Linked DNA regions of Mus musculus: region 1 is linked to region 2. Evidence: chromatin loops called from intact Hi-C (ENCODE). Cell type or tissue: left cerebral cortex. All regions are shown on one strand. Links, peaks and the distances in the headings refer to the core of each region. The heading gives the core; the rest is flanking DNA. Region 1 overlaps Zmat4 (zinc finger, matrin type 4). Region 2 overlaps Zmat4 (zinc finger, matrin type 4).

What was found. Hi-C counts contacts between places; a loop is a spot of excess contacts. Peaks named below come from ENCODE experiments on the same cell type or tissue, not always from the same donor. Only the 100,000 strongest peaks of a DNase experiment are listed, where the experiment ranks them.
Region 1: a loop joins it to region 2, with 2.1 times the contacts of the local background. A loop is called at or near these places in 2 of 42 quality-filtered maps.

What each region holds. Positions count from the first base shown.
Region 1 is chr8:23,733,334-23,749,335 of GRCm38, forward strand. Zmat4 (zinc finger, matrin type 4) reads left to right here. Exons shown (of 7, transcript NM_177086.4): 2 at 15,067-15,172. The coding sequence starts at 15,071. Among named protein-coding and RNA genes, the nearest start is that of Zmat4, 72 kb to the left of the region's middle. In left cerebral cortex, for the core only: no CTCF peak of the experiment used is centred there; DNase peaks (open chromatin) are centred at 7,545 and 7,983; H3K27ac peaks cover 1,957 bases.
Region 2 is chr8:23,892,413-23,908,414 of GRCm38, forward strand. Zmat4 (zinc finger, matrin type 4) reads left to right here. Exons shown (of 7, transcript NM_177086.4): 4 at 9,603-9,759. Among named protein-coding and RNA genes, the nearest start is that of Gm51564, 150 kb to the right of the region's middle. In left cerebral cortex, for the core only: no CTCF peak of the experiment used is centred there; DNase peaks (open chromatin) are centred at 8,402, 8,713 and 10,917; H3K27ac peaks cover 2,451 bases.

The DNA.
Region 1 (16,002 bases), core at 4,430-12,429, 160 kb before region 2:
TCAGGATGAGATTGCATGAAAGAACAGAAAGACAAAAAGTTCCAGTTGTGCACTGTTGACTCTACCAAGTGCATGTTATTTTTGTTATTTCATTACCAGTGCCCTTAGTTTTATTACTTCCAGCTGCTAACTGAGAACAAAGATAAGCAGCAGTTCCTGCCTCTTCAGTGGCTCACAGTACAGCAAGCCAGCATACCCTTTCAAGAACGCACATTAGGACTTTTAGACAAAGGTGTTATAAGGTGCTAGAGGGACCCGGAAAGGAGCCTTAACCTAGCTCTGGGGAGATGAGAGAGAGAGAGAGAGACAGACAGACAGAGAGAGAGAGAGAGAGAGAGACAGAGAGAGAGAGAGACAGAGAGAGACAGAGAGAGAGAGAGAGACAGAGAGAGAGAGACAGAGACAGAGAGAGAGACAGAGAGAGAGAGAGAGAGAGAGAGAGAGAGACCCTAGGGAGGTGCTGCCTGGTACCAGGATCAGCTGAATGATGAGAGATGCACACACACCACCCACAAGGTACAGAGAGGACTGAGGCAAGAGCAGCTATTGGCTGGTGACAAGCTGAGCTCATCCCATTTCTCCTCCTCCTCCTCCTCCTCCTCCTCCTCCTCCTCTTCTTCTTCTTCTTCCTCCTCCTCCTCCTCCTCCTCCTCCTTTTAATATTCACTTTGGTTTTTTTCCTTATTCCTGTTTTATTAGATATCTTCTTTATTTACATTTCACATGTTATCCCCTTTCTTGGTTTCCCCTCCAAAGACCCCCTATTCCCTCACCTCTCCTCCTGCTCACCAACCCACCCACTCTTGCTTCCTGGCCCTGGCATTCCCCTATACTGGGGCATAGAACCTTCACAGGACCAAGGACCTCGCCTCCTGTTGATGACTGACTAGGCCATCATCTGCTGTATATGCAGCTAGAGCCATGAGTCCTACCATGTGGGCTCTTTGGTTGGTGGTTTAGTCCCAGGGATCACTGGGGGTACTGGTTAGTTCATGTTATTGTTCCTCCTATGGGACTGCAAACCCCTTCAGCTCCTTGGGTCCTTTCTCCAGATCCTTCATTGGGGACCCTGTGCTCCGTCCAATGGATGGTTGTGAACATCCACTTCTGTATTTGTCAGACATTGGCAGAGCCTCACAGAAGACAGCTATATCAGGCTCCTGTCAGCAAGCTCTTGTTGGCATCCATAATAGTGTCTGGGTTTGGTGGTTGTATATGGGATGGACCCCATTTCTACATCAATAACTAGAAGTTGTTCAGGCTTCTTCTCACAAAAAGCCCAGGAGCAACAAGGATCCTAGGGCAAAGCCAACAGTGCACCTGAGCCAGCTCTTCTGTGGGTATAGTCATTTCACAAACATGTGATAAACTATATTGAGTTTGACCGTCTATGGTCATATGACATCTCAAGGGATAGCTTTTGTTTTCGGGCAGAATAATCTTCCCGGTTGCTGCTCTTCCTGCTCTCCCCCTCCCGATGGCAGCTTCAAGGGGGGGGGACTGTAGTGTACAATTTTCTCTTTCATGGGACTCCTGGGTAAATTAGTCAAGGAACTCCCTCGGGTGCAGGTGGCTTGAAATATCTCATTAGGAATAGCTGTGTGGGAAGAAAAAAAATATTTTTAGCAGTGGGTAGGAAGTGTTACTGAAATATGACTTCTTTGACATTATGGATCTCAGAAGCATCAGTTCAAGTCAGATGGTAGATAGTATCTGTAGCTATACTGTGTGTTCAAAAGGACAGGAATTGATTGGGACTCAACCCTAGCATATTATTAAGCAGTATTGAAGGTATCCCAGGATACAGCTTCACCAGAAACAATTCATTTCCTCCCATCACATAAATGCTATTTTGTGACTAGGTTCAGGAACTTCTGGAGTTGCTGGGCTCTGGGAATCGATTCAGCCTCTGGCTGTAGAATATAGTGCATTGCTAGTCACCAATGAGGCCAGAGTTCAGTGTGGACCTACTGTGTGAGGTCTGCCTTATGAAGGAGCAGCAGTAAGGCATGCCAAAATTAGGGCTTGCCAGGAAGCAGACTTCTGAGGGCTTGGGGCTCAGGGGACTCACTAGGGATGCTCTTGTGGAGAGGGAAACCTGTGGAGGGCACAAACGGAATAAGGTGAGGCAGGGAGAAGCTGGACTTCAGTACAGGGACTTCAGTTGGGAGTTGGCAGCTGAGGTGACCTCTTGGTGGTGGGCCACTGTGAGTAGCAAAGATCAGAATGCTTTTCCTTTGTGACCCCAGCTGGTGGCTGTGGCCTCAAGGGAGGAGTGACAGTGAGTGAATTATCATTTCTCTGCAGCAGAGGATGGTCCTGAAGGACTGACTGCCAAGGCTGCATGCTACCCACATCCCCAGTAATTGGGGCAAGATTCTCCTTGAGGTGGTACCTGAACTGCTGCATCTCCATGTTTCCAGTCTTCATTCCATAGTTAGTCCTGGTTACTCAGTCATCAAGTCCGAGCCTATTGACTTGGGGACACGGGACACAACTCTATTTCTGGTCAGTGAGAAACAGGAATAATTGCAGCCAACGCTCTCCTTTGAATGCAGTCAGTACTTAGATATGCAGAATGGTGTCACAAATATGGCCACATGTCACAGATGCCCGGGCTTGACCTTTGTAAATAAGATGTCCCACATGAGATAAGACCCCTGCTTGCATCCGGGTTGCCAGGCACTTTTGGGTGTGGCCAGGAGGAAGGTTCTTGTAGGTCATGCTGGTGCCACTGGCCGGTCAGACATGCGTTGTGTACCAAGAGTTAAAAATGGCGGCGTTATTCCTTCCTGGCCAAATGGCTCTCTAAAGGAAACAGCTAAAAGTTGGAAGTGAGTTATAGGAAAAGAATGCTACTGGGTTGGTGGGTATCTCCATTTTCCTTTTTACATAAAAGGGGGCATGGGTGTCATTTTGTATTCTTTCTTCATCTGAAGGGATTGGATTAGATGATCCCCCAGACTCTATGTAATGACACAATGTTTTAAAACTTGTCTGTATCTTGGGATGGCCTTATTCTTTCTCCAGGATGCTCAGACACAATAAGATGCTCAGATACAAAAGGAGTGTCCCACTTCCCTTCGTCTGTCTCACCACCTTTTCATCTGACCTTCATCTTCCAGTCAGGCCATCTTTCTCTTTGCTTGCTATCTGTTGTGAGAGCAGGCCCTCCCAAGTCCTTTCAAACCGGGGACATGGGAAAGAGGAAGCATAGAGGTGAGAGGTCAGACTGCTGCTGGTAGGTGGGATCTTTGGGAGGGGTCACTGACAATTCTCTGTCAGGCTAGAGACCAGAGTGAAGGTAAGTAAGCACGAGCAACAGAGGGCATTGCCAGCCCATATGGACATGCTTGGTCTGGCCCCAGAGCCTGGGCTGGAGCAACCCAGCCAGGGGATGAATATGTATCAACTCAGTCTCCCTTCCAGGAAGCTGCTGAGTTGCCATTCATCTCGGCTGTTAAGGAGGGAAGAATGGATGGGGGGGGGGGGGCAGGGGTGGGAGGGTGGATTAGAAAGTATAAATAAATTAAGAACTGACTAGAGAGATGTGTGTTTTCCTCCCAACATCAGGGCTGTTGCCAGACAGCCAAGCTGTCACTCCTGGCGAGGTGACAAGACCCAGCTACGCTGATGTGAAGCACTTGGTCACTACCTGGCATCCCAGTGGTCATGACCATCTGCTCAGTTTGCCCCCTCATATGATACCAAAGTAGATTTCAGGAGACAGGAGCGTAGTCCTGCCAGAGGTAGTGAGACAGATCTGCTCAAAGGCAGAGAGAAAGAGCAATATTGCTAAAGGGCCTCCAGGATCTGAACTCCATTTCTGGTCAGCGCATTAATAACAGGCTTCAGCCTTGAAAAACAATGCCTTGCATTCCTATAAATCTATTTTAGTCTCCAGAAAGTAGTGGACTGCATTGCCCCTGCTGTGAGGGAGCAGCCATACTGAGATCATAGCTGACCCCTCTGTTACACTGAACACAGGGGCAAGTGGAACAGTCTAATTTTTTTTCCTAGCTCCCCCACAAGACATATAAGGTACTTGCCCAGGTAAATGGTGCATGTCTGTACAAAGTTTTTCAGTCATACGAAGCTAATCATTGCCATATAGTTAAGGTGATGCTAGATAAATCCCAGAATTGGAGTGGCTGAGGACATCAGAGGTTCATTTCAGGAACTTGTAAGGAGATTCTAGTCTGTTCAGGTCTTCAGTGCCCCTGTGTTCTTGAACTCTTGAACGCAGGCTTTCAGGTTTACCAAGGTGACAGTATCCATCCTGGTCAAGAGGGAGAGACCAGATTTCAGTGTGCACTGGACCTTCACAACCAAGCCTAGAAGTATATATACATCACTTATACACAGAGATTAGCCATATGATATTTTGGATATAAGAGTGGACTTTAGTCTAATCTTTTTTAACTGGAGACTGAACCAAAAAAAAAAAAAAGAGCTATCTGTGACATAGAATATAGATGCTTCATTTTCAAACAATCCTGCCTTCATTGGTATATACATGGTGTCTGTTATTTATCTTCTGGCATCTATATGCCATCCATCCATCCATCCATCCATCCATCCATCCATCCATCCATCCATTCACCCATCCATCCATCCACCCATCTGTCTGTGTGTCTATTTGTCTGTCATCTCTGTCATCAGATTATCACTTTCACCATTTACCATCTGTAATAGCAGAATGAGCACCCACACGGCATCTTCTGAAGCAAGGATTAGATCTGGTAGCATCCTACTCCTAGCTATCTGGTTCTTTCTTGCCCCAATCTTGTTCCTCTCTCACTTGAGGTAACATCATCTTGTATCCTGTGTTTAATTATTCCCAAACATTGTCTGAATTGTATCTTACCTGGATGGATGCCTATGGCTTAAAAATATCTTTGTGCTCTCTTTCCATGTGATTATTAGGTGGCCATGGTGCGTCCATATTCCGCTGTCTCACCGTGTTGTATTTATGTAGCCAATCTATCTCAGTTTATTTATCTATTCTCTGTGCGTATGTGAGGTGTACAAATTTTGCTATTTGAAGAATGTGCCATCCTCATACTTCACCTGCACCACATTGTACATAAAATAAGCAAGCAAGATCTTTTCCCCCTGCTGCTCTACATTGTACATTAGCAAGATCTTTTTCTCCCAGTAAAATGGTGTGAGTAGGACTGTTGGGTTTGTAGGATAATGCTTAGCTTTCAAGCTATCTTGTTAAAAGATCCCGTGTCCACACCTTCTACAGCACTTAAGATAGCCCGACACACTTGCTGTCACCTCACTGTCACACTTGCTGTCACCGGTCTCCTCACTGATTATTCATGAGCACAAGATGTACACAGTAACCTTTACCCGGCTCATTCCCACAGTGGTTGAATTCTCTAAGCCACCAGCATTTCCGCTGCACAGGCTGAGACAAGATGTGTCACAAGACCTCAAACCAGCTCTCAGATTTGAATGGACGTTCTCCTTAATGGATGGAACAGACAGTGAGCTCTGAAAAACTTCTTGATGGGTAGCCAGACCTTCCCCCCAACCCCTGACATATTTTAGTTACTGGATGGAATTAATTAGTTCAATAATTAAAAAGTGAATGGTTAATTAAAATTTAAATTCAAGTGGCACTTTGGCCCCTTTAGAGGTCCTACAGTTTGTTGGTGCCCGGAAGGAAGGTGGTGAGACAATTCAGGGCCGGGCAGTTTGGATTCCTTGAAAAAGGTCCCATTAAATTAGCATGCTGTCATGAAGGAAAGACAGACATAGATATGTCTGGCTGACCAGCTACCTATGCAGTAGCCAAGTAACCAAGGTTCAAAGCCAAGCAATGGTTGGCAATGCTGCCTTATGTCACCTTTGGAGGCAGGCACTGCCATCCAATGATGGCTGCATTGAAGACAGGGCAGCCCTGTCTTTACAGATCATGCAAATAATATACAGTAAAGGAATGCCGGCTTATCTATAAACTGTAAGTTTGGAGACTTGTAGCCAATGTTGAAAAGAAGTGCTAGGATTTTTATTTATTTACTTATCTATCTATTTATGGCTAATTAAAGAAATCCACTTTTCTTGAACATTCACCAGCTTCCTTTGGAAATTGATGGCCCCACAATGAACTATTGCCTTGCTTTAAGATTTATTATTATTATTATTATTATTATTATCATTATATTTTAAAGTGTATATGTGTGCACACGTGGGTACAGGTGACTATGGATGCCAGAAACTCTCAGAACTGGAGTTAAAGGTGGTTGAGAGCTGACCAACATGGGTGCTAGGAAGTCAACCCATGGCCCTCTCCAGGTGCAGCGTATATGCTTGACCACTGTGCCATCGCTTCCTCAATTGAATGGTGGGGGGATGGGGGGTAGGGTCTGACTCTCTAAAATGTGTGTGGCATTGATTTGATTTAATGAATGACAAACTGGGCTGTGCTTCGATCTCTCACTTTCCCTCCCCCACCTTCGCTGTCCTCCTGGGCATAGGAGCCTTCTGTCTCATTATTTCTGTCTGTCCTTCCTTGTGTGGTGTTGGCTCTGGTTTTACTCTGACTTGATATGGAAAAGGAACTGAAAACCCAAGATCTCTACCCTTTGTCCACCCAACTGATGAAGGTACTGGGGTTTATTCAGCAGTGTCTTGCAGAAGCAAACGTAGTTTTCCCTGATCATAGTTTCATTAGCTTGCTAGGCCCATCATCTGGGCATAGACAGATTTGTTACTACTGGGCACACCAGGCTTTTCCCCAGACTGATGGTAAGTATCTTCTAGAAGCCTAGACAGAGGGTTTTCCCCCCTCTACCAGGCCTTTTTGCCTCTGGCACTTGCTTACAGCCCAGTCTTACTGTTAGGTGGAGGGGGACTTCTAGTATTGACATCACCTTGGCCAGAACCTTAGGGGTAGTATGGTGAATGATTCTCCATGAGATCAGAATCTTAGAAGTTCATTAACAGTGCACTAACCTTGAAATCCAAGCAGTGCTAGGCATGTTGACAATACCCAATCAAATCCGAGTAACGAGTAGAGGGGCAATCTACCAGGCTGTGACATGTCTGAGACTTTGGTTGATGACATTTGGTGAGTGGCATGAGATTCCTGAGGGACTTACAAAGAACTACAGAGAAAGGCCGAAGCTGTGGCCTCATTGCTCAGCACCCATTCTGCTGACATCCCACACGCGGGATCTGTGGGTCAAATTTGCCCATCCAAAGGGAAAGGAGCCTGAGAGGAGGAGTGGCTGTGAGCCAGGCACCTGCTGCAAGCACTGTGGCTTGCCTCAGAGTTTGGCCAGAGTGCCACTGTCCTGCAAGCTGGCAGTCTGATGCTGCCTTCCTTCCCAGATGCCACTGGGGCCAGGCTGGGCACACAGGAGAGAGGCTGACAGATGTGGTTCTGGGTACATAAGAGAGAAGCTGACAGATGTGGTTCTATTGCCAGGGTACCCAGCAGTGGCACGTGCCTGTGAGTCAGGAACCACAGAGCCTAGTCTTACAAGGGAAGAGAGTGGCGCCCTTAAGGGGCAATTACTCAAATGGTGTGAGTCAGTTTTGCTCCTGCTGAGCAAACACAGAGCAAGGGAAAAATGTGGGGGTAGAAACAGGGCGCTCTCAGCTCAGGGTAGGAAACAGAACTTGTGGGTGTAGCTGGTTGATGGCTGGTGAGGGTGTGAACCACCAAATTCCTTTATTGGAACATTAGGCCTCCTGGCCAGAAGGATGGCTGTTATTTGGAGAAGCACAGACTCCCAAAGGTTCTTCAAGATGAGCATATCTTTGACCTTCACCCTACACAAAGGCACGATGGGAGATCTTTTATGGGGGAACGTGGGCAGGAGGATGACACTGAAATTCTAGCACAGGCATCCTTACGTGTTCTGCTCCTACTGAAGTCTGCTTGCGACCCTGTCCTCTGGCAGGATTTCGGAACCTACTTTCATTTTTGGAGTAATGTTTTTGGCTTTTTTTCCCCATTTCCCTGCTTAGTCTGCTGCCACGGCAACCAGCCCTGCATCACTGCATCATCCTCTTGGCTTGGAGGGAGATGCAGTGGAGACAGGACAGAGCCATCATCAGAGGCTCTGGGGTGCCTGAGGAGTTACAGAGGAGCACGTTGACTTGTATTTTGAAGCATCCGGTCTGCCTTCCAATTCTTTTTGTCTTTGTTGCTAGGTAAGCTAGTGGAGTAGGCTCTAGTGACAGAGACCTGGAAGAAGAAGGAGGAGGAGGAGGTGAAAAACAGGCATAGCTAGAAAGTATGGGAGATAGCATCAGGGGTCAGGGGATAGAAGCCAAAAAGGACAACAGAACAATCCAGAGCTTATTTGTTTTGTCTTGAAGATGGGCCAGTCCTCATTCTAACCCCCACCCCCACCCCCCGACTTTCTGAGCATAGTTTTTTTTTGTTTTTTGTTTTGTTTTGTTTTGTTTTTTGAGACAGGGTTTCTCTGTATAGCCCTGGCTGTCCTGGAACTCACTTTGTAGACCAGGCTGGCCTCGAACTCAGAAATCTGTCTGCCTCTGCCTCCCAAGTGCTGGGATTAAAGGTGTGAGCCACCACGCCTGGCTTCTGAGCATAGTTTTAATACCAATAAACCAGAACAGAAAAAAACAAAACCAAAAAACTTGTAAGTTGCTTTGGTGGTATTGTAAAATGTGGAAGGTGCATTTGATTTGAAAGCATTCTTAGGGGATCATTGCAGAAGATAAGAGCTCAGGTTGTCTCTGTTGAATACTGGGAAGCAGAGGCTAGAGATGCTGAGAGCAGCCTAGTTATTTCATGGTGGGCAGGAAGGGCATATGGCAGAGAGAGGGGGTGGGGGGTGGGGTTGAGGGTGAGGGTGCCAGACTGGATCAGAAGGCCTGGTTGGCTTGGGCATGGAATGCCATAGTTCCTCAAAGGGTCAGGCTAAATTGAAAATAGTAGTGGGTACCTGATCTGAAGGTTGTCATGTGTCCATATCTGAAATCTTGTGGATATAAACATGGATGCAGAACGTCTATGAGATGGTGGCAAGTCATAGCTCTGATCAGGCCAAGAAAGGGAAGTCTAGGCACTGAGGTCAGAAATGGCCCCTTAACTCATCTGTCCTGGGCTTTCAAACACTTTTTTTAATGGTCCTGGACAGAGGGACCATGGCATAGACTAAGCTGCACACAGAGAGCGGAGAAAGGCAGCCCAGCTAGGGGATGCCCCTGTGGACAGAAGACTCATCCTTGGCCTGGAACACTGACTGTCATGTTGGAGACTCAGGAACCTTCAGGCAAGTTAGTCAGCCCCAAGTCTCAGTGTTTTCACAGAGAAAATAAGGCTTTCCGAAGGGCTGGTGTAGGGGGAAGCCCCAGGCAAAATCTTTACTTCCAGATCAGGAGAGTTCGCAAGGATCACGTACTGTTAGGAATGCACTTAGAGGAGCTGCCATGGTGGCTCTCTGGACTTGGAGAGATCACAGAGCAGCCTCTGTGACACCTGCAGGGCTCTTTTTTTTCAACTTTAATAGATATTATTTTATATTTATATAGCGCCTTCTTTAAGAACCTTTTAAATGCTTTACGGACTTCCTCTCTAATTAATCCCCCAAACAACCCTGTGAGGTAGGTATTACTCCCATTTACAATAGGGAAATGGAACCACAGAGCGGTTAGGTGACTTGCCCAAGGTCACACAGCTAAGCTCCCTGGAGAGCAAGGACTCCAGCACCTTGCCTCCCAGCTCCCAGCCACATCCCTCCTGAGAGAATCTTTACTGAAAAGCATCTTTACACAAAGTATCAGGAGGAGCATGTTATGAAAGTGAGGTCTTCCTGTGGCCATCATGGAAAGAAAAACTCGACACTGACGGCTGAGGCCGTAAGGCCATCTGCCATAGCACATTTCCTTGCCCCTTCCTAAGCCACCCAGCTCCTGTCTTGAGTAACCTTCTAAAGGCGAAGTTCCCATGACCGAAGCTGCATGACAGAGGTGGGCTTCACTTAGAATATTTACTTTTAGTTGTGATAAATCATAGAAACTTTTGTTCTAATATACAAAATTTGGGACAGCTGCCCAAGCAAACATGTACATAATTTCACAGCTGCCAGCTGTGTCTGAAATTTGCATCTGCCCTCATCATAATTGCAGGCAAACAAACAACAATCCCCTAAAAGGTGTGCTGGGCCAGTCACCTTTCTTTCTCACTCCCTATACCCGCCTTCCCCAGTCCCCAACCCAAACCCTGTATGTTTTCTAAGTTTCCCAAGTCTCTGATAAAAATCCAAAATGTCTTACTCAGATCCATCTGCACTATGAATAAAAAGTAAATTTAGAGCCAACATCCAGGTGTCCTTCCCCTGCAAACCGTCCAGTGCAGACCTGAGCCAAACCTGCGGGGCTCTTAGGTTGGGAATGGCACAAGTCTTAATTCCTGGCCTTAAATGGCTACTGAAAGGAGAAAGTAGGTGGAAGGTGGCTTATTAACCACCTGGATGGCCTCCATAGCTAATGGTAGAGTGATGACCACACAGTGAAGACCGTCAGGGCTTCTTTCTTCAGAGAGCTGGGGTGAGGTTGATGCCCCCCACCCCCAATGGAGCATGGCTACTCAGACATCTTGGATCAGCCACAGCAATAAGATGTGCACTAAGATTGCTGGTGCATATGGCTTGCTGCCAAACCTTGAAGTATGTATGCTTCCTCCTGTGGCCCCTAGGGAGCAGGCTCTGGGGGGAAGAACAGACATTGGAGAGGGGGAGACAAATTCAAATCAAGTTCCCCCAGTGAGGTTTGGTACTTCCAGTGATAAAAATAGACCGTAGACATTTCTGGAGTGTGGGGTCTTCACAGGCCCCAAGCTGGCAGGAGGGGTTGTCAGTTGTGCTTCGCTGTCTGAGGATGGTCCAGGTCATAGAATGTCAAAAGGAACTATGATTTCAGCACACCGGGTCGGTCTTCATCCCTGCTCAGCTGCCAATGAGGTTCTGTTTATTTCTCTCCTTAAATATTTACAGTATTAACCCCAAAGCACCACCTCAGAATTGGTAACACTGCTAACAACGATCGGGATATTGACTTCTTAAGGGTCTGCCATCTGCCACTCTGGTCTGATGTTTGACCAACCCTACTACTGATCCTTACAGCATCCCGGTGAGACTCATCCCTTGCCTTTACACACATGGAGAGACCAGAGCACAGAAAGCATTGAGCTGGCTGGACACCTGGCTGGTGAGCCACAAAACTGGAGTGGGAGCTAATGGCTTGTTCCTCCCAGGAGTCTCACGGGGCTCTCAAGGTCTCTTGAGTCACCTTGATTTTTCACACTGTCACTCATGGAGAGGAAAGAACAGTATTGGTCCTTCTTGTGGAGCCCATGATGGTTTCAGCCTGCTGTTAAGAAGGCCAGAAGAAAGCTGCATCCAAGAGCTCTGGAAAGGCCTCTCTGGGCCCCCTGAGATGCACTTAGAACTTGACTGTTGTCAGGTTCTCCTGACAGTCTCCCCATCCCTCTGGGTCTCCTCCATCCATCTTTTAGCTCTCTTTGCTTCCATTTTACTCTGTAATGTCCACAGTTAATCCCTCACATGCATTCTTATGCCCATTGATAAGCAGGTCTTGTGTGCGTGTGTGTGTGTGTGTGTGTGTGCACGCGCCAGGGGAAAAAACCAATTTAGAGTTTGGATGTGTTTCTCTCCATCCTTATCTTATCCATCATTCAGTCTTCATCCAACCTCCTTGGAGAGTTCCCTGATAATCTATCTTGTCATCTCAAGCAAGCTAGCACTTTTTACCAATTTTTTTTTTCAGTTCTTTTTCTGAGAGACTGGAGTGTGTGTGTATGTATGTGTGTGTGTGTGTGTGTGTGTATGTGTGTGTGTGTGTGTGTGTGCTAGTGCACAGTATTTCTCATTATCTTGCCCCTTGAGGATTTGGAACCAAAGATTGTGCCTACTGTCATTGCTCTGCTCCTCACACAGTAGTGTCACAGTGACTATTATATAGTGGCACATGCCTTTAATTCCGGTACCTGGGAGGTAGAGATGCTTTGCACATTTAAGGGAATCCTGGTCTACATAGACAGTTCTGGGCCAGCCAGGGATATACAGTGAGGGGCTGCTGCTGGGACACACACACACTCTTGCTTTTCAAATTTCATGTATTTGAATTTTGAATTCATATGAAATTTGAATATATATGTATTGCCCAATTCTGCATTCAACTCTTATACTGTTGTGCTGTCAATTTCATATACCTGGTTCTCCTAGAATGAACCTAGGACAGCAAAGTCATCCGACCAGATTCACATATGGCCTGCTCCTCTGCTCTGGGTCTCCTGGGGATGGCACCATTCTGGGTGAATGTTGGAAATAATTTAGGTCACTTGAGTCCCTGGTGATGGCTTTGTGATGTGCCTTTGATATGTGCTCTTGGCTGAGCAGCAAAGATTAAACTTTTTTTTTTTCCAGTTAGAAGAAATTAGATGCTTCCATTCTATTATGCTTGTCATTTTACTCAGAATGCCCAAGGACCTTATGCATTCCAGATGGGAAGTCCTCACATTGTAGCTCTGCCTATGGAGGACTCCATGGCTCTGTTGCTCTCCCAATGGCTATAGGAGACATGGCCAGCTGGCATAGTGGACAAGGCTAAGAAGGGGAGTCTGTTCTGCTTTTCTCTCTCTCTTCCTACCTGTTGTGTTCTGAAGGACAGGGAAGTTGAGAGCTCTTCAGATAAGCCAGAGGCGGGGACCAGATGGTAGCTTTCCATCTCAAGAATTCTAGTCTTTGAGTCACGAATGGGATCTTCTCCTTGTCTAGAGAGACCTGCACAGAAGGCATTCTTCACTCGGGCCAGCCTGGTGCTTGGCCAGCAGTGGCCACCCACTAGCACTTACCGTATTCAGGTATTTCGCTCATGCCTCAGACCCACAAGGGTCTTCATTGCCTGTTCCATTGCACGCACACTTGCTCAAATCAATATTCTTACGTAAGATGATGGGAAAAGCCATATTTTCTCTTCTTGTGGGATTTTTTTGGTAGTCTACACATTCTGTGTTCTGCCTTTAAAGCTATTTCTGCCACACAGCTGTTTCCCTGAGACACAGACGCCCACTCGCTCTGCTTAGTCCAGCCTGCACCTGAACATCCTTTCACGGTGCCTGATTCCCGCAGTTGGCCGTAGGATGAGGAAGGAGTGTGCAGGGCGCGCAGAGATGCTTATTAAGCAGGTCACCCATGAATCTATCTTCATGCACTTCTTTATTAAAAATAGCAGAGAAGATGATAATCCTTAAGTGCAGCCACTTACAGGAACTTGGCTTAAAGACGTACGTTCTCACTTACTATTAGACAGTTCTCATGTTCTGTTGCATTTCTTCCCCCGGACTCAGAAGTTATCTTCACCATTTTTCATTCTGGGATGAGAATAAAGATTACAACCGAGGCTATACTATTGGTAGGGCCTGCTTTTCCCTGTTAGACCATTCCCGGGGCCTCTTTGCTTCCTTGGTACTGCTCTTGAAGATGGACCATGCTGAAAACAAGACACGAGGTTATGGGGGAAGGGCAGGACTGAGAACAAGACATAAAGGATTTTTCTTCAGAAGTTCAAGTGTGGGTATCTTGTGAAAACAGAAGATTCTCTGTTGGGCCTAAGACAGAATTAATGAGGGGAAAGTACAACAGGGTAGATTTGTGTTTAATCCAAAAGACATGAAGATTGCAGCAGACCTGAGACAGATTGCATTGAGTATGATGAGGAGTAAACGTTAGCCTATAGCAAAAGGTGGGCTTCAAGCTAAATAACCATTTGCTAGGGACAAATACTTCCAGAAAGTACAGATCGCCATCAGCTCCAAGGCTCATTAGTCTACAATAATTATTGGTTGTTCCAGGTATTTGAAAATATGATTAAAGTTTCATATTTAGCACTTTTAAGATATTGCCTTCTTTGATTTACTGCAATTTTTCAACAAGTGAAAACATCTACTATAATCTCCATATTTGTGAGTTAAACCAAAACCTAGCAAGTGGAGTGATTCGCACACACCACACGGCAGCAGCAATCCTGTGGTGGAACTGGCTTCTTTGGAAAAGGGAACCATTTAGGTCACACCACCGAACAGTACTGAAGTTTTGGACAGTCCAGAAGGTAAGGCGAGGGTGTTAGAGTAGGATGAACCCATCATGCACACAGTGGGCCCACAGGTGGAGACTCTCTTGCCTGTCTATGATGCAGTCTGGCACAGGCTTTATCTGTTGTCTCTCATCACTTCTGTAGGCATGAGGACTTGGGCCACATTCTCACGGCAGGTTGGAAGTAGAGGGTGCATTTATTTACCACTTATTCAGTTGTGGTTTGAGGTGGTTAAGATGGTTTAATGGATTTTGAAATCCCTAAACATAGAAGGCAGTATGCATGGGAAGATCTCCTTGGGTTCCAAGCTGTGATTGCTTTAAAGTGTAGCCACTGAATTCAAACCACATTTTAGGCTGCAGAGAAAGCTTCTGCAACAAATTGTTACTCGATAAAAAAAAATGTCCATTATAGAAACATTTTAAAACAAAGTTATTACAAAACAGTGACCTATCATTTCTGGAAGTATATGACACATATTTAAAAACAAGTTCTCTGCTATGAGCATACATGTCTGCACACTTCTGAATTTAGATTTGTAGCCCACATCTTATCTCTAGGGTGAGGATGTATCAGAATGCTTTTGGCTTATTTCCTATTGTTGCATGAATTGGGTACTTTGCGAAGCTTTGTTCATCTATATCACACGTGTTAATTATTTTGTCACAGAAAAACACTACCTACAAATCTGGTTTGTTTAAGCAGAAACAATAAAGATGGAGTCTATCTTTTAAGGCTCTAGCACCTCCGTTGGATTTTCATAGGCAAATGATCAACGCCTCATTATTGAGATTAGTTGGTATGGTAACATTGGGGGTTGGACAGATCTGTTTTGTTGATCAGCACACCAGCTATTGGGACCCTGGCTTTTCACACATTTAGTGTTCCTCATTATCATCAGAGTAACCGACTCCCTTTCTTCTTCTTCTTTTTTTTTTTTTTCTGTTGACTTTCCTTTAGCCTGATGAAGTCCTCCGATATCGATCAGGATTTATTTACAGATAGCTACTGCAAGGTGTGCAGCGCACAGCTGATATCCGAGTCCCAGCGGGTGGCCCATTATGAGGTAAGGAGAACCCTGCTCACTCAACCACAGTCCTGCTATGGCACTTGAGGATCCTTGCTCCTGGGACTTGGGGAGTTTTCAGAACCATACACCATAAGCCTGAAGAGTGTGAGCCAGGTCTGGACTCTGTTTATTGGAACTAGGGAGTAAAGGTTGGGGAATTTATTCTGCAGCCCTGGGTAAATAAAATTTATTTATTTATCCATGTTTATTAATATTTTTAATGTGTTCTTCCCACCACAGGAACCCTGTGGGCTTCCCTCCCTTGCTATCTCTGTGAGGGATACATATCACAATTTGCTCTCTCTGTGAGGGGGTGTCAGTCAGACACAAAAGTGAAGACAGGCTCAAAGGCCCTTCCTTGCTAGTCACACAGGGAAACTTGGGTCTCAGCAGGAGTTAAGGCACTTCCTCTTCAGGTATCCTTTACAGCGATCGGTGCCCTAAATGTTCATCAGAGTGTAGGAGTCTCCTGCAATCACAAGCACGTTTTAAACCCCAAATATTCCAGAAGGGCATTGTGATCTTTTGCATGGGAGGACTGAGAGATGTTCTTTGATCCTGTATCAGCAGCAGAGGATGAGTGAAGAGGGATTATCTTATGTCCCAGGGAGGACTGCAGAGCCCAGAGGGGAGCACAGAGAACTGGGATCCCAAGACACTGAGTGCTGCATTGTGTATTCTGATGTCTAAAGAACGCAGAGCTCTGGGATAGGGGTTTTCAGGTGTAGTGACTTATAAAGAAGCTTGGGTTACAAGGCTTAGCCAGCAATGTTTGATTTTCATCCGATGATATGAGTCTAATAAGTGCCAGTTGTCACTCTCCCTCA
Region 2 (16,002 bases), core at 3,426-11,425:
TGTGTACCACAAACTTATTTGTTCTTCTTCTTAGAGATGCAGATATTGCACTTAAACTCCCTGTCTCCAGAATAGAGTCCTTGCTTTAAGATAATCCTAGGTTCTTTCTTCATTTACATGATAGCTTTGGGGGCTATTTTAATTCTTTAAGCAAGATATTTAAATACATTCATTGAGGTCCGTTTATCAAAATTTATGAAGTTTTCACTCTGGGCTACATGTGAACCTTGCTCTGTCTGTAGTGGGGAAACTTTTAGAAAGATGAAATGACCTGTCGCCTCAAGAAAGCACTAATTTAGAACTTAGATAGCCAAGAATCCCCAGTTAAATCTTGGTACTGGACAGACCCTGTGACTGGGTAGTGTGTTTCTACCACCAACCCTGGAGTAGATACAGTTGAACCATACAGACTGTGCGGTAGTGCTGTGTGCGGTAGTACACACTGCTGGCCTTGAGGCTGATTACCTTCTCGTATATCTCGATCTCCTTGTTGCCACACTGCTCTCTTATCCTGCATCTATGGCATAACCGTGCTGCAGAATATGTTGTTAGGTAACGATTGATTCTCATCCAGTACTCAGCCTTCCCATGCCTTGTTTCAGGATCAAGCCTTGTGAGTACCCCAGTCCTCCCCATCCATACTTTTCCCACAACCTTCTAGATCTAGCCAAACTCACACAACCAGTGCCTAGCCTACCATGGCTACTCCTAACTCCACCTTAATCAATGTCCAAGCTTCTGCCTGAACCCACACCTACAATTGTCCATGGGTCCAGCCACCCTGCTCTATAATAAAATCTTTCCAACACATTCTCCAAGGTTTAATCCAGTGTGTTCCCCTAAATTCCTCATTTCCGTTTATGCAAACCCTACAACCAGGATACCAGCCTAGTCTGGCTTCCTCTGCCTGCACCCTAAAGGAGCATTAGGCTTCAGACAGTGTCTTCTCTGTCTTGTCTCCAACTAAATGGACTCTCCCATTACATACCCAGCCTTCTCACCTACCCAGACCTACCCCACACTCCACCTGTAGAGTATCTCACACACCAGGGAAGTCTCCCCTGTTCACCTATTTACCCAAGCCATTTCCCACCTCTAGACCCAATCCTCCCACACATCGCCTCTTTTTCTACAACTACTCTGTCAATAAAAAATTCTCTGAATGACCTAAATAAGTTCATGTGCCAAGATCTCATCCCCCGCAAAATACCAACAATGTAAAAGATCAAGCCAATCTCTCCTCTCCAACACCTATCCCTCCTGTAGAAATGTCTGCCAATGAGAATTGCTAAGACAAACTCCAAGGCATAGAATTTTGAAAGAACAATCATACATGGATATAAAGAAGAGGGGTCTATACCAAATAAGCAAGGAGTGTGGAAAACTTAAAACAACAACAACAATAACAACAAAAAGACAAAGAACATGAAAGGAACACACAGGAAATCCAGAACACCATGGTGGGGAAAGCTAAATCTTTAAATTATAGGCATAAATAAGGGAGAAGAATCCCAAGTCAATGGTATCAACAAATCATAGAAGAAAACCTTCCCAAATGAAGACCAGGTACACCCATACAGATATAAGAAGCACATGGAATGGCAACCAGACAAGAGTTTTTTAAAAATTCCCATGGTATATCATAGATAAAGCATTAAGTATACACAAAAAAGTGTACTGAAAGCAGCAAGAGAAAAAAAAAACCTAACCAAACCAAATAAAAGCAAACCAACCAACCAACCAACCAGCCTATACAAGCCACAGATAAATTAAAAGTCATCAGAATAACAGCTGATTTCTCAGTGGAAACTCTGAAAGCCATATGAGCCTGAAGCAATGCATTCTTAGTCTTAAAAGACTGTGACAGCCAATATAGAAAAATATACCAAGGGAAACTATCTGCCGTGATTGAAGGAGAAAGAAAAGGTTTCCGCAGCATCAACATTCTAATTATATCCGACAAATCAAGCCAAAGAAAAATACAGGAAATATGATTTCCAGCTGAAGTGAGGAGTGAGCACAGCAATAGACCTGTGGAAAGAAATATGAAGCCATACTTATTAAAACAAAGTACCGCTCAGAACACAAACACCACCGAAAATCAACAACACGAGGACAGCAGTTAGCACACCATTTTAAGTATTAATGGCCTCAAGTCTCCAATAAATAAACACAGCCTAACTGAATAGATCAATAAACAAAATCCATCTGTTGTCTATAAGAAACGGCATTAAATATAAAAATCACCTTACAGTAAAAGGACAGACAAAAGAATTCCAGTGAAATGTGACCAGGAAGCAGCCAGGCGTCACTGTCCTAATCATTTGACAAACTAGACTTCAAAATAATACTAGTCAGAAAAGATAAAGAGGGACACTTAATTCTAATTAAGGGAACAGGTAACCAAGAAGACATTTCTTATCCTAAACATGTTTACTGAAATCTGGGGCATTGCATTTCATAAAACAAAAGAAAACAAAAGAAAACAAAACACTACCATTGGAATTAAAGACTCAGATAAACGTCTACCCATTAATAGTATGTGGTTTCAATACCCCACTTTCCCCAATAAACAGGTCATCTGAACAAAAATTAAACATCAGGATTGAAGGACTAACATCAGGATTGAAGGACTTGACAGTTATCTACCGAATATTCCACACAAATACCAGAGAATACATATTCTAGCCAGGATGGCATAGAAGCCTTTCTGAAGTAGATAATATCCTGTAACAGAAAGTAAATGCTTCCAAATTTGAAGAGACTGAAATCACTCCTTGTGTACTACCTCAAAAGAATGAAATAAAACCTAAAGTTGACAGCACACATATCTCTGGTAGAGACACAAACTCTCGCCAAGATGAAACAACTCATTAGTAATGATAAGTGCGTCAAAGAGGAAACCAAGAAAGAAATGTAGAACTTTTTGCAATTAAATGAAAATGAAGACACAAAACCAAAGACCCCCTGGAACATACTGAAAGCTGTCCTGTGAGGTAATTTATAGCTCTAAGTGCATAAATGGCTCAGTGGTTAAGAGTACTGAGTTCTCTTCCAGAGGTCCTGAGTTCAAATCCCAGCAACCACACGGTGACTCACAACCATCTGTAATGGGTTCCAATGTCCTCTTCTGGTAGGTCTGAAGAGAGTGACAGTGTGCTCATATACATTAATTAAGTAAATAAAAACTTAAAAAAAAATTTTTCCCTTGCCAGGCAATGGTAGCGCACGCCTTTAATTCCAGCACTTGTGAGGCAGATTTCTGAGGCCAGCCTGGTCGACAGATTGAGCTCTAGGACAGTCAGGGCAACACAGAGAGACTCTGTCTTGATCATACAGTTCAAATGGTAAGAAAAACAAGGACAAACCAAATCCAAGCCTAGCTTACTTCAAGAAATAATAAAAAAATCAGAGCAGAAATAAAGAAATAGAAACAAGAAAAATAATTTTTAAAAAATGAATGTATCTAAACACTGGGTTTTTTTTTGTTGTTGTTGTTTTTGAGATGATGAACAAAATTGAAAGATACTTGGTCCAACTCACTATAAGGAAGAAAGAGAAGACTCAGATTATGATAATTAAAATGCAGAGGCAAACACAACAGCAGTCAGCAAAACCAGGAAGAGGGATAACATTTGAAATGTTAAAAAAAAAAAAATAACCAAAAGAGATAATAAAGATGTTGTTACACACACACACATACACACACACACACACACACACACATTCACATGAGAAATTCAGGATAATCGAAGAGGATGTTTTAAAAATCTGTACTTCATTAAGTTGAGAAACCTGAATGAAATGGATGAATTTCTAGATTTGGCCAAACTATCCATTGAACTAAGCCAATTGACCCAAGAAGTCAACATCTAAACAGATTGGTAACAAAAGAGGCAGCTAAAAAGTCTTTTAGCTAAAAAAAAAAAACAAATATTCAGGGCCAGTGTATTCTCAGCAGAATTCTACCGTACTTTCAAAGAAGATCTACAGCTAGTCCTTCCTAAACTATTCAAGTCAGTCAGTCAGTCAGTCAGTCAGTCAGTCAGTCAGTAAGTAAATAGCGAAAAAGCACTCTCAATGGTTTCTATGAAGCCAATATCACTCTAATACCCAAACCAGGTAAAGATACAACAACAACAAAAAATAAGAGGCCAATGTACCTAATGAACATAGGTTCAAAAAATGCTTAATAAAATAGTTGCCATCAGAATACAGACATATCATTTCTTGGCCTTTTGGCTAAGGTCAAGTGCAGAATACAGACATACATCAAAAAGATTATTCAACATGATTGTTTGGGCTTTGTTCTTGAAATGCAGGGATAGTTCAAAAGATGTGATCAATAAACATAATGAGCCACATAAATAGACATAAAGGCAAGAATCACATGATTATTACAATAGGTTCAGAAAAAGCCTTAAACAGAATTCAACATGCCTTTATGATAAAAGTCTTGCAGCGTGTAGAACCAGAAGGGACCACACCCCAGTGTCCCTCAGTATAAGCTGTATATGAGAAAACCACAGCCAATATCATCTTAAATGGAAAAAAGCTTGAAGAAATCTCTCTGAAGTCAGAAACCAGAAGGGATGTCCACTATGCCCACTCTGTCTCAATACTATGCTTAGATCATTGGCTGGAGCAATAAAGCAAGAGAAGAAAATCAAAGGGATACAAAGAAGGATAGAAGCCAAACTATTGCTTTGCAAAATGATAGGACACTGAACATTAAAGATTCCCAAATTCTACCAGAAAATTTCTAGAAAGTATAAACAGAAAAGAAAGATAAGCAGTATTAGCAACATGACAGGACACAGAGTCAGCTTGCACAAATCAACAGATGTCTTACACACCAACAGCCAACATACCGTTAAGGGGATCATGTATGGACTCCCATTTACACTGGCCTTAAAGAAAAGGAAATAGCTATGAATAATCCTAACCAAGGAAGTAAAGGATTTCTACAATAAAAATTTAAACTTCTGAAGAAAGCAATAAGAGAGACACTAGAAAATGGAAAGACACCGCATGCTATTGCGAATTATTAAAATTTAGTAGAACTGGTAGAATTAGAATTGTGAAAATGACCATTTTATCAAAAGCTATTTGCAGATTCAATGCAATCCTAATCAAAATCCCTATCTCATTATTCAGAGAAATAAAATAGTGTACTAAAATTTACACGAAACTACAATAGGCACCAGACAGGCCAAACAATTCTGAGTATAAAGAACTGTAGAGGATTGCAGTCCCAGATCATATGATACACCACAGGGACACACTGATAAAAACAATACAATCCTGACACACACAGACATGCATAGCAACAGGACCAAGTCAAAGGCCTAAACATGAACAAATCTAACTTCAGCCACTTAATATTTGACAAAGATGCCAAAACACATATGTTGAAGAAACAGAAGCATCTTCAAGAAATAGTCCTGGGGAAACTGGATGCCCACATACTCAAGGATGAAACTAGGCTTGTATCTATCACCTTGCACAAAGACCTAAACATGAAATCTGAAACAATAAAACTGCTAGAAGAAAGCACAGGTGGTACCCTACATGACGCAGGTATAGGAAAGGCCCTCCTGAATACAGCCCCATATGCTTAAGAACTAAGATCAACAGTTGACTTTGGGGACTCAAGAATCCTCTGCACAGTAAAGAAACAATCAACTGGGCGATGGAAGCCCAGAGAACTGTAAAGAATTTTTGCTAGTTAGACATCTGACAAAGGACTGATTCCAGAATATATAAAGGACACAGAAAACAAAGACTCAAAAAAAAAAAAAAAAATCAAACAATCCATCCTAGCACCTGGCCTGGAATGTAGGCCCTGAGAAAAGTAAAAATATTGCCTCAGAAACACCTCAAAAAAAAAAATGTTCACTATCTTTAACAATTAAGGGAATGGAAATTTATACATACTTGAGTTTTTATTTTACTCAAGCAAAATAGGGGAAACCTCACCAAAACAATTCACACGAAACCCTGCCGTGGACGTAAGGAAGCGCCTCTATAAGTTTCACTTTCAGTCGTAATAGCTAGAGAGTGGAAGCCATCCAAATGTCCTGCAACTGACAAATGGATAACAAAAATGGACAAGTGCACTCATCTGGACACAACTAGAAGAGGACGTATTGAGTCAGGTAACCCAGAACCAGAAACGCAAATGCCAACGGTTCCTTTTCGTCTGTAGTTCCTAGTTCCAAATCTTTAGATGTGGAGACAGAGCCTGGGATAATTGCAGAAACCAGGGAAGTATAAAATGGCATCATTGCCAGGGTAGAAGGGTTGGGGAGCAATAGATAAGTATGGCCTTAGTGATGAGAGGACTGGGAAATGGAGGTTACTTTAAGGAGGGAGATGTATGTAAATAAAGAAAAGGGAGAGCAGGGTAGAAGGGACCAGCAGTGTGCAAGGGATTTGATTGGGGCAATGGAAAAAGAGAAGCATTTTATTGGAGAGCGAGGGAGGAAAATACAAAAGAAAGGAAAACCCTTAAACTTGTAGAGACTTGAGACCCTAGGGAAGGCAGATGCCCAGAGGTAGGGGATCATCCAGGAGAGGGGACAACATCTGGAATGTAAATAGATAGAATAATTAATTAAAAAAATTAAAATAAGGCTTCCTGGTTAAGCCACAAGGAATCATACTATTAACTATTGACTTTCAAAAGCTAATAAATTTAATAATGTTTAATAATATGCACACACACACATATATTTATTTAATGAGCTTTTTGTCTTAACTGACATTGCTCCTACCAAGAGCCAGAGACCACCTAAGATAAATCCCAATACCAGGCATGAGTAGCATTCTTTTGTGCTGCTACTGGCCAGGGCTGGCCAAGAGATTCCCAAAACATGCAGCTTATGGCAGGTGCTTTGGTTGTCCCTTAGAAGTCGAAGGTAAATTTCAGTTGCCGACAATACCATGTATTTCAGAAACAGGGCCCAGAGAGCCTGAGCTAGAGCTAAGTCAAATGCCTCCTGCCTGAGGTCTAGCTTTCATGGTACCCAAAGATGCCATTCAAGCTCCCACAAGAGGAAGCAGCAAGTGATCCTAACCAGCTATGATGCTGATGAACCACATCAATGCTCAGCATGGAATGATGATGCTCAGGATGCACTAGTGGCACACACACCTTGGCAGCAACTAACAGCTCTCTAGTTGGGCTTAAGGCCTGTTTAATAGAAGGAGATTCAAGCCTGCTACTGGAATCCTACACAACTAGTGAAGTCGTGGGTATGGAAGGATAACCATCTACAAGCACTGCTTTACTAAACCAGTGTGATTCCTAACAACAATCTAAATATCTGTCCTTATACCCACAGATACATGTAGTTTCAAGTTTACACCAAGGAAACTTGCTTTTGCAACATTATGAGAGACCACTACAGGAAGACCTAGGCTAACAAAATGCATCTGTGGAGCCAAGTCCCAAGGATACATATATAGAAGACTCTTGTACCTAGGGCTTAGGGAACATTGAGAGGACAAGATGGGAAGGGTACAAGATTGGGGAGTTTGCTGTGAGATGAGTTTCCTAGGAAGGTCAGAAGCAACACACATAAAGTCTCACCTCCACGATTCCCTGAACTTGGTCTAGACAAGCACTGAAGCCCCAACCCCACACAAGGGATGCTGAACGTGGGAGAAAGTCTTCCCAGAGAGGAACACACCCACTAGTTATCTAAGACCCAATAGTTTTCCCTAAAAATGCACATAGTAACATACCGTCTGAGTCGGTTGTATTGAGGAATGTATATGCACTCCCATGTACATATATGCACATAATAATAATATCTTATAATGATACAAGATGCCATACATTTGAAAGAGAGCAAGGGGGGTGTATCTGGGAGTCTCTGAATTTAGGGAAGGGTAGAGAGAAATGATGTAATCACATTGTAGTCTCAGAACATTTAACCATTTGATTAAAAAGCACATAGGACTGATTATGCCTAACACACTGTGGGAAGGTTGCCAGTTTGTTCTCTATTTCCCCAAATTCCCTCAGCCCCTCACTCTTCAGTGGACGCATTATACTTTCTTCAGTTGCTCTGAGATTTGATGTTGCCTGGTATGCCTGGACTTTCCCTCTCTACTCTGCACCCCCATTAGGCTTGGTTGGAGAGATCAGTGAGAGCCAACTCTCCCATTCTTCTGCCAGGTCCGTTTTATTTCCTAGCAATGTATATAGTGGCTTGTAAATGTTCATCTGAAAGCCAAACTTCAAGTAGCTTAGCTAACCTTCAGCAAGGGAGAATGCTCCCCAGAGCAGGGTCTTGTGGGAATGTGGCCCTTTGGGGTCGACTTACTGACTCTGACTACTATCCCTCACTCCCAGCATCTCAGAATTTGAGTCTGCTGTTCCTTCCTTTTAAGTATAGGTCAGCCTCCTGGAAGATACACACACACACAGAGACATGTACACACCACACACAAACACACATACACATATACAGAGAAGAGCTATCTTCCCACATACCCAAATCTAATTATCAGAGACCTCATTTATGCTACGTTAAGGAAGGAGTTAGTTTTCTAACTACCACATAATGTGTGTAAGGCAACTCTCTAGCAGTACGGACATCTTATAATTATGCAAAAATTATATAATTCTCTGTTCCTCTCAATCCTGTCCCCACCCTCCTCCTTGTCTCCATCCAATTTTAAATTTCATTTCTGGGTTTTCTGGGTCTCTAGGAAGGGACTATTGTGGGGGTAGAGATCTGCTAAGGATGTTCTTTCACAATGAGATGCCTTGCTCTTCTGGTTCCACTGAGGAACAGATTGGGTCCTTATCTTAGAGCCCGCTGTACCCTCAATTTCCAACGAGGCAGGAGGGGAGGCAGAGGATTAATCTTCTGGGAGAGTAGAAGTAATTGATGACCTGCAGACACAATGGCCATGTCCCATGCTTTGACAAAGGAGTTGCTTTTTCTCTGATTCGCGACTCATTTTCATTAAATCGTACAAAGGCATAAAAATTAAGCCGGACTAAGCACCCCATGCAGCGGTCAGCCAATCACCTTTTCTAAAGAAGAGGGAAAAAAATTACACAAAATCTTGCCAGAAAAATTTAGGTGGTGTGGTCATCACAGCGCTATGATAGATATGCAAATTAAGTATGAAAAATGTTCGAGTCCTTAGAGAAACTTTTTTTTCCCTAAACACAACTTGAACAGTGCAGCTATGTATCCTGGTGAGGCTAAAATTGGCAAAGGCAGAGCTGAATGCCAAATGATAATTTCTGCTAAATAATTCAGGCCATGTGAACTTTGATATTTCCCTTACTTTAATGAGTATAATGTGGGCAATTACCAACTACTCTTCTCACAGAGCCAGACAATGTGCTTTTTCCTAGTTATGGGCTTCATTTTTCTTCGGGTAACTCATATCTGCAAAGTTTGCTATAAATGCAGGGCCTTGCTCATGCGACCGCTGCATAAATGTATATTACTGAGGTGATGGTAATTATAACGAGGAAGTTTAGCATGTCTGTAAGCTGTTCATCAATAGACAAATCTTATGACATGGGACTTGAGTTCTTCTGTGACACTGTCTTTCTCCTTTTCCCCATGCAGGGAAGCGATGCTGACATGGTGGATAAGAATAAATGCTGTACACTCTGTAACATGTCCTTTACCTCAGCTGTGGTGGCCGACTCACATTACCAAGGCAAAATCCACGCCAAAAGGTTAAAACTGTTGCTAGGAGAGAAACCTCCACTGAAAACCACAGGTATGTATGGAAAGAAAAAAAATGATCCAGGCTGGTACAGAGAACCTCTCTTTTCAGCCATAGGAATCAACCTCTTTTTCAGAAGCTACAAGCTTTTTGGGTTAGATGGCAGGTGCCATTCAAAACCCACAGGGAAGGATGGGAAGGCTGAGCCGAACAGGACCTTTAGAGTATGAGTTCATGGGCTTGTGCACTGTCTTTCATCTAATGCTTACAGCCTCCAGGATGTCTGTCACGTTGATTGCATATCATGTGAGATACACATCTCTAGTGCTCTTTCCAAGTTCAGCCCACAGTCCACATTGGTATGGTTGTGCACACTGCATAGGTAGTAGGTTCTTGCCAGTGTCTATGGAAAGCAATTAGCATCCTTGACATTTGTGCTTTGACTACACCAGGGTGCAGTGGCATCCTATGTTCTTAGTTTGGTGGAGAAGAAGCACGAATAAACCATAGTCTTCATAGCCACTTTAGTTTGGAGATAAGTGTGGATTTGTGGCATTCCTGCCATTGTTACTGGGAAGTTGTGATTCTAACCTATTAACTTTCTTCAGTAACTTAAATATTGATCACAGATTAGCTGATCTTCTAAATGTTTAACTAAACAACGTCTTTGGAGGTTTAACCAAATTATGAAACTAAGATTTTTTTTTTTTTTTTTTTTTTTTTTTTTTTTTTTTTTTTTTTTTTAGTAATTTAGCAATGCTGGAACTGTTTGGACAAGATTTACATTGTGATGAAGATGTTATTGTGCTGGGTTATAATCCCAAGAAGTTAGGGGATATTTTTCATTATGTCTCCTCTTGCAGTGCAATTAAAATTTAGTAGTGCATTTTATCTTGCTGTCTAATGAATCGTGCATAAATCGTGGGTGTAATTATTTTTAAATGGTATTTGGGAAACGAGAGAGCGTCTGAAACAACGCTTGGTTTTGACTTTGCTGGCTTACTTCTTCAGCTAATTGCTTAACAACTAGCAAGGAGTCTTTTCACACCATTTCTCAACTGAGTTTGAGTACAGGATAATGTTTTCTTGGAGGTGGATGTGACATTCAGGTGTAGAATCGTTTTGTCTGGAAATGAGTGCAGCTTATTTTGGAAGCCCTGCATGATGTGGCATTGAACAAGGGGCACTCTGTTGAGACGCTTGTTCTCTGAAAGGCTGAAGTACTAACCTTGTGACCTACGCATCGTCAGATCTCTTAAAATAGACACCTCAAAGAGAGAGTCACTGGAAAATTTCTATCTTTTCTTTCTGTGAATGAGTAACTAGCTCATCTGTTCTCTTTGCTTATGCAGAAGACTGCTGTTAAATTTCATCTGGAACTCAGGGTATTTGGAGGTAGTGCTGCGAGGAGAGAGGCTGTATCTTTGTTATCACATTGGCTCGCAAATGGGAAAATGATTATTTATGTATCAAAAACTATCCCATGCCAAAAATAGTTCTTTATGGTTTTGTATCCATCTTCAGGAATTTAAATAATACAGGAACTAGGACATAGATCTCAAGGATAGCTTATTAACTCTCAATATATTGCAAAGACAGGAGCTGGCAAGATGGCTCAGTGGCTAAACTTACTAGCAAACCTGAGAACCCGAGTTTGACTCCTGGACCTCTGTGGTGGAAGGAAAAAAAATTTTTTTTGTGCACTTATTTTTTTTTTATTAGATATTTTCTTTTTTAAATTTCAAATGCTATCCCGAAAGTTTCCTATACCCACCCCTGCCCTACTCCCCTCCCCACCCACTCCCACTTCTTGGCCCTGGCATTCCCCTGTACTGAGGCATATAAAGTTTGCAAGACCAAGGGGCCTCTCTTCCCAATGATGGCTGACTAGGCCATCTTCTGCTATGTATGCAACTAGAGACACGAGCTCTAGGGGTACTTGTTAGTTCATATTGTTGTTCCACCTATAGGATTGCAGACCCCTTCAGCTCCTTGGGTACTTTCTCTAGCTCCTCCATTGGGGGCCCTGTGTTCCATCCTATAGATGACTGTGAGCAACCACTTCTGTATTTGCCAGGCACTGGCATAGCCTCACAAGAGACAGCTATATCTGGGTCCTTTCAGCAAAATCTTGCTGGCATATGCAATAGTGTCTGGGTTTGGTGGCTGATTATGGGATGGAGCCCCAGGTGGGGTAGTCTCTGGATGGTCCATCCTTTTGTCTTAGCTCCAAACTTTGTCTCTGTAATTCAGAAGGAAAAAAAACTTAAACTGTGTCCTCTACATAAGCACTAAGACAAGCATGCCCTCCAAAAAAATATAATAAAACATTAAAACATACACACACACACACACTAGACACATGGATACATGTATTCCAAAGACAAAATTCAGGCCCTTTAAACTGGGTTCTTGCTGTCTATGGTGCTATCTTAGCTCTTCAGGTTACAGAGATCAAGGAACCTGTTAGGCAAGACCAGAATGGGAAAGGATAAATTACACTATCAGCTTGAAGCATCTTCCACTGGGGAGCAGAGAAATCTAATTGTCATATCCTAGAATGTACTGGCTGGTTTTGTATGTCAACTTGACACAAGATGGAGTTATCACAGAGAAAGGAGCCTCCCTTGAAGAAATGCCTCCATGAGATCCAGCTATAAGGCATTTTCTCAATTATTGATCAAGTGGGGAGGGCCCATTATGGGTGGTGCCAGCCCTGGGCTGGTAGTCTTGGGTTCTATAAAAAAGCAAGCTGAGCAAGCCAGGGGAAGCAAGCCAGTAAGGAACATCTCTCCATGGCCTCTGAATCAGCTCCTGCTTCCTGACTTGCTTGAGTTCCAGTCCTGACTTAATTTGGTGATGAACAGCAGTGTGGAAGTGTAAGCTGAAGAAACTCTTTCCTCCCCAACTTGTTTCTTGGTTGTGATGTTTTGTGCAGGGATAGAAACTCTGGCTAAGACATAGACTCTTTCTCATCCATTTTCCATGATTATTATACCCTCTTATCCACCTGCTTTGAGCAGAAAGAATCTTGGAAGGTGCCAACCACAGACCAAATTGGAGTCCCAAGAAGCTAAACTGAACCTCAGGCTTGGGATTCTGCCAGCCATTGGGCACAAAAATATGTAGAAGTAGGCAATGGAAGGTGTGTCCTAAGCTAAAGGGGAGACCATGGGTGGGACAAAGGCTAGCATGTTAGTGTGGCTGCAGAAAGCTTGAGTGATCGAGGAATGTTGCCCACAGTCCTTGGCAGCAGGACTTTGGATGCAGACCAGAGGTTTGGGGAGAATCCGAAGAGATGCCCTTTAAGAGGATCACAGGTGAGTATCAGTTAGGGAGCAGGAATTGGGTTGGAGAATCAGCACAGGAAAGAGAACAGGACCCTGGTCCCAGGCTTCAGGTGTTGGGTCTAAAATACAAACCCAGTTATTGTAAGGGAAAGGACTTAGGAGCTGGAAAAGACCCAAGCCATGGCATTGAAGGTGCTTTGGATTCCTTGCCTAGCATAACATTGCCTTCCTCTGCAGGCCACAGCCTTTCCTAACAGCAACTTAGAGCGAGCTCAGTCCGGAAGCTTCCCCGTGCACATGTACACATGGGCTAGTCCTGCCTGATCAGCTTAGCTGGCTTGAAATCCTATCTGTAATGAAAACAAAAGGGGGAAAACAAACAAACAAACAAACCAGACATGCAAAACCTAGTTCACTGAATGTTGATGCCAGAGAGAAGCAATACCCTGCTCAGGTATGCCTCTTATGCTGCCATATCGTGAACCACTGCCTCTCAAACTCTGGTGATTTCTGAGTGGACATATTTCATCTAATGAAGAACAATCAGGACCCGTGAATCACTGTCTCTTCCACCTGCATCTGTACTCATATCAGACATCAATTAAGCATTCCGAGGGACCTAATGCCCTTTGAGCTGCCTTCTTCAGATAAGAACATCTTTACTAGGACTTCTAAATTGCATAGCCAACCTACTGGAACACAAACCAGTTCCATGCCTTCTTGGTTTTTGTCTTAGAATCTCTGGTCTGGATATAGCTGTGAAGACAAAAGCACATGGAGGGATGCTGGACCAGAGAACTTGAGGTACAGATTCTGTCCAAGTGGGAAGGGTGATTTATGCTGCCATATAATGTCATTTGCAGTGAGACCAGAGAAACTGGGCTGTGCAAAGAGAGGCCAGAAAGCAGAAGAAGGCTGTGTCAGTTAGCTATCACTATAGCAACAGGACAAAGTTTAATTTATGGCTGGACACTCAAAACTCATACAGACAATTTTTAATAAAAAACAATGATGACTATTTTTAAAGTAAAAAAAAAAAGAAATCTATTGATATTTGAACCTTTCCATGACTCCTCCTCATATCATAAAAAAGGGAGTCTCAGGGGAATTGCAAGATTGAATGAACAGGTAATTCCCAATCTACCCTTCAGGGTCCCTTTTCTCCAGCCTGATTCTGCTGCATGCTTCTTTCTGCTTCAGAGTCACTGCCAGGCACAATTGAGAGGGTCACTGATTTGATTGATGGGCTGTGGCAGAGCCCTGGGAGGCCGGGACAGTGAAGGAGAGAGGATATGTTCATAGTGTAACCAGCATCCTGAGATTTGTCTTAGAGCAGAGTCCCAAAGGACCAAAATGATTGTGAGTGGCTGTTATTGAATCCTAAGTCCAGAGTGAGTTTGATATCTTGCAACTGAAGAGCAGTGTCTATAGTTTCCAATGTTTGCAGGGGATAGGATTGGGGCTCCTGTGTTTGAGATCCCAGATTTGGAGTTTTATTCATGACTCACTTTGCTTTTAGGTGTCTACTAGGGAGGTAAGCACTCACCAGAAGTGCCTTTTTCAGGGCATGGAGAGTGGAAAATCCTACTGTGTCATTGAAATGTCTATGCCTGATAACTTGGTGCTTTCTCACTCGCTTCTACCAGTTCCCATGAATGCGAGGGAAATGGGCTTTTTGAAGAAATTAGGGTCCAAACAGTAAGAAAATGATGTCATGAAGTCTCTTCTTGGAGGATGAATAAATGAATTGAGTCTGTTTAGTATATAAAATACATCACTCTTGAGAAAGTCTTTAAAACACTATCATAGGAAAGAGCTGTAATTGTGGAGCATGTGTTTTGTGTGCAGATGTGTGTTTGCTCATGTGCCCAAGAGCAACAGATATAACCAGAGAGTAGGCAGAACGTCAGAGTTAGGTGGGAGCTCAAGACCGGGAAGATTCTGTTGATACCCAGAGATGTTCACAGGCAGAATGCGAATGTGGGAGCTGTTGATGAGGAGTCTGCTGCTGATTCTTGGAGCTTTTCCAGTTGGGGTTCCATAAGTGGTTAGTTACTGCTTAGCTTAGATGACTTTTCAAAGCCCTCTAAATCAAACATTTCCCGACGGCTGACACATGCAGGTAGACCCACTGATAGGATGGCTGGAAAGAGCACTGACCTGGGATCCAAGGAACCAGGAGCTCGGGGAAAGTGCGACCAGAGTCAGTTTTATACTTTCTGGTTGGAACAGGAACACGTTCCTCTCCAACTTCAGTCTTCTTGTCTGTTGTTTTGTTCTACTGCTGTGCATACATTTGCATATATCTCCCTGGTCTTGCGAGGGAAGAGCTTGGTTCCCTTCCACGTCCTGAGCCTCGGATTTGTTTTGCTACTGCCTTGCCTAGAACACAAGAGCTACTGCATTTGAATCTCTTAGGACAAGACTTTCTGAGCTGTGTTTCTGTGGGCTGAGGCAGAGTCTGACACTTGGAGCTGCTGGAAAAGGGGGAACATTTTTGTTGGTAATGAAAGGAGGGACTAGGGACTAGAGGCTGGGGAGGGCTGTGGAGGGCAAAAGAGCAATCAAGGTCTGCAAAATAAGCCTTCAGAAGGCAAGAGATACAGTCAGCCAACAGGAGCTAAAGTCCTAGACTAGCAAGTGGAAGCAATAGGGAGTAGTTTTAAAGACAGAAACACAGGATAAAATAAGAAATCAGATACCAGGATTAGGACTCCAGAGAGAGTCTCTGTCTCAGGAATATAGAAGGATTTCTGTTATCAGAGAGTAAGAGCGGTAACTAAACAGATAGAAGCTTGATACCTAAGCCCAGAGACCATAGAAGAGCCATTCTTCCCCTGCCTGTGCAGCAGGGTATGCACTAAACAGGCCGGCGACATCCTTCAGGCTCTGAGCTGCATGATGGTGTCCTCCTGGCCTCCTATATAGACCATCTTCGATGCTGCTACACTGAGACTGTAGCTGTGTAATATGATTCCCAAGTGACAAGATAGATGGTATCAGGTCT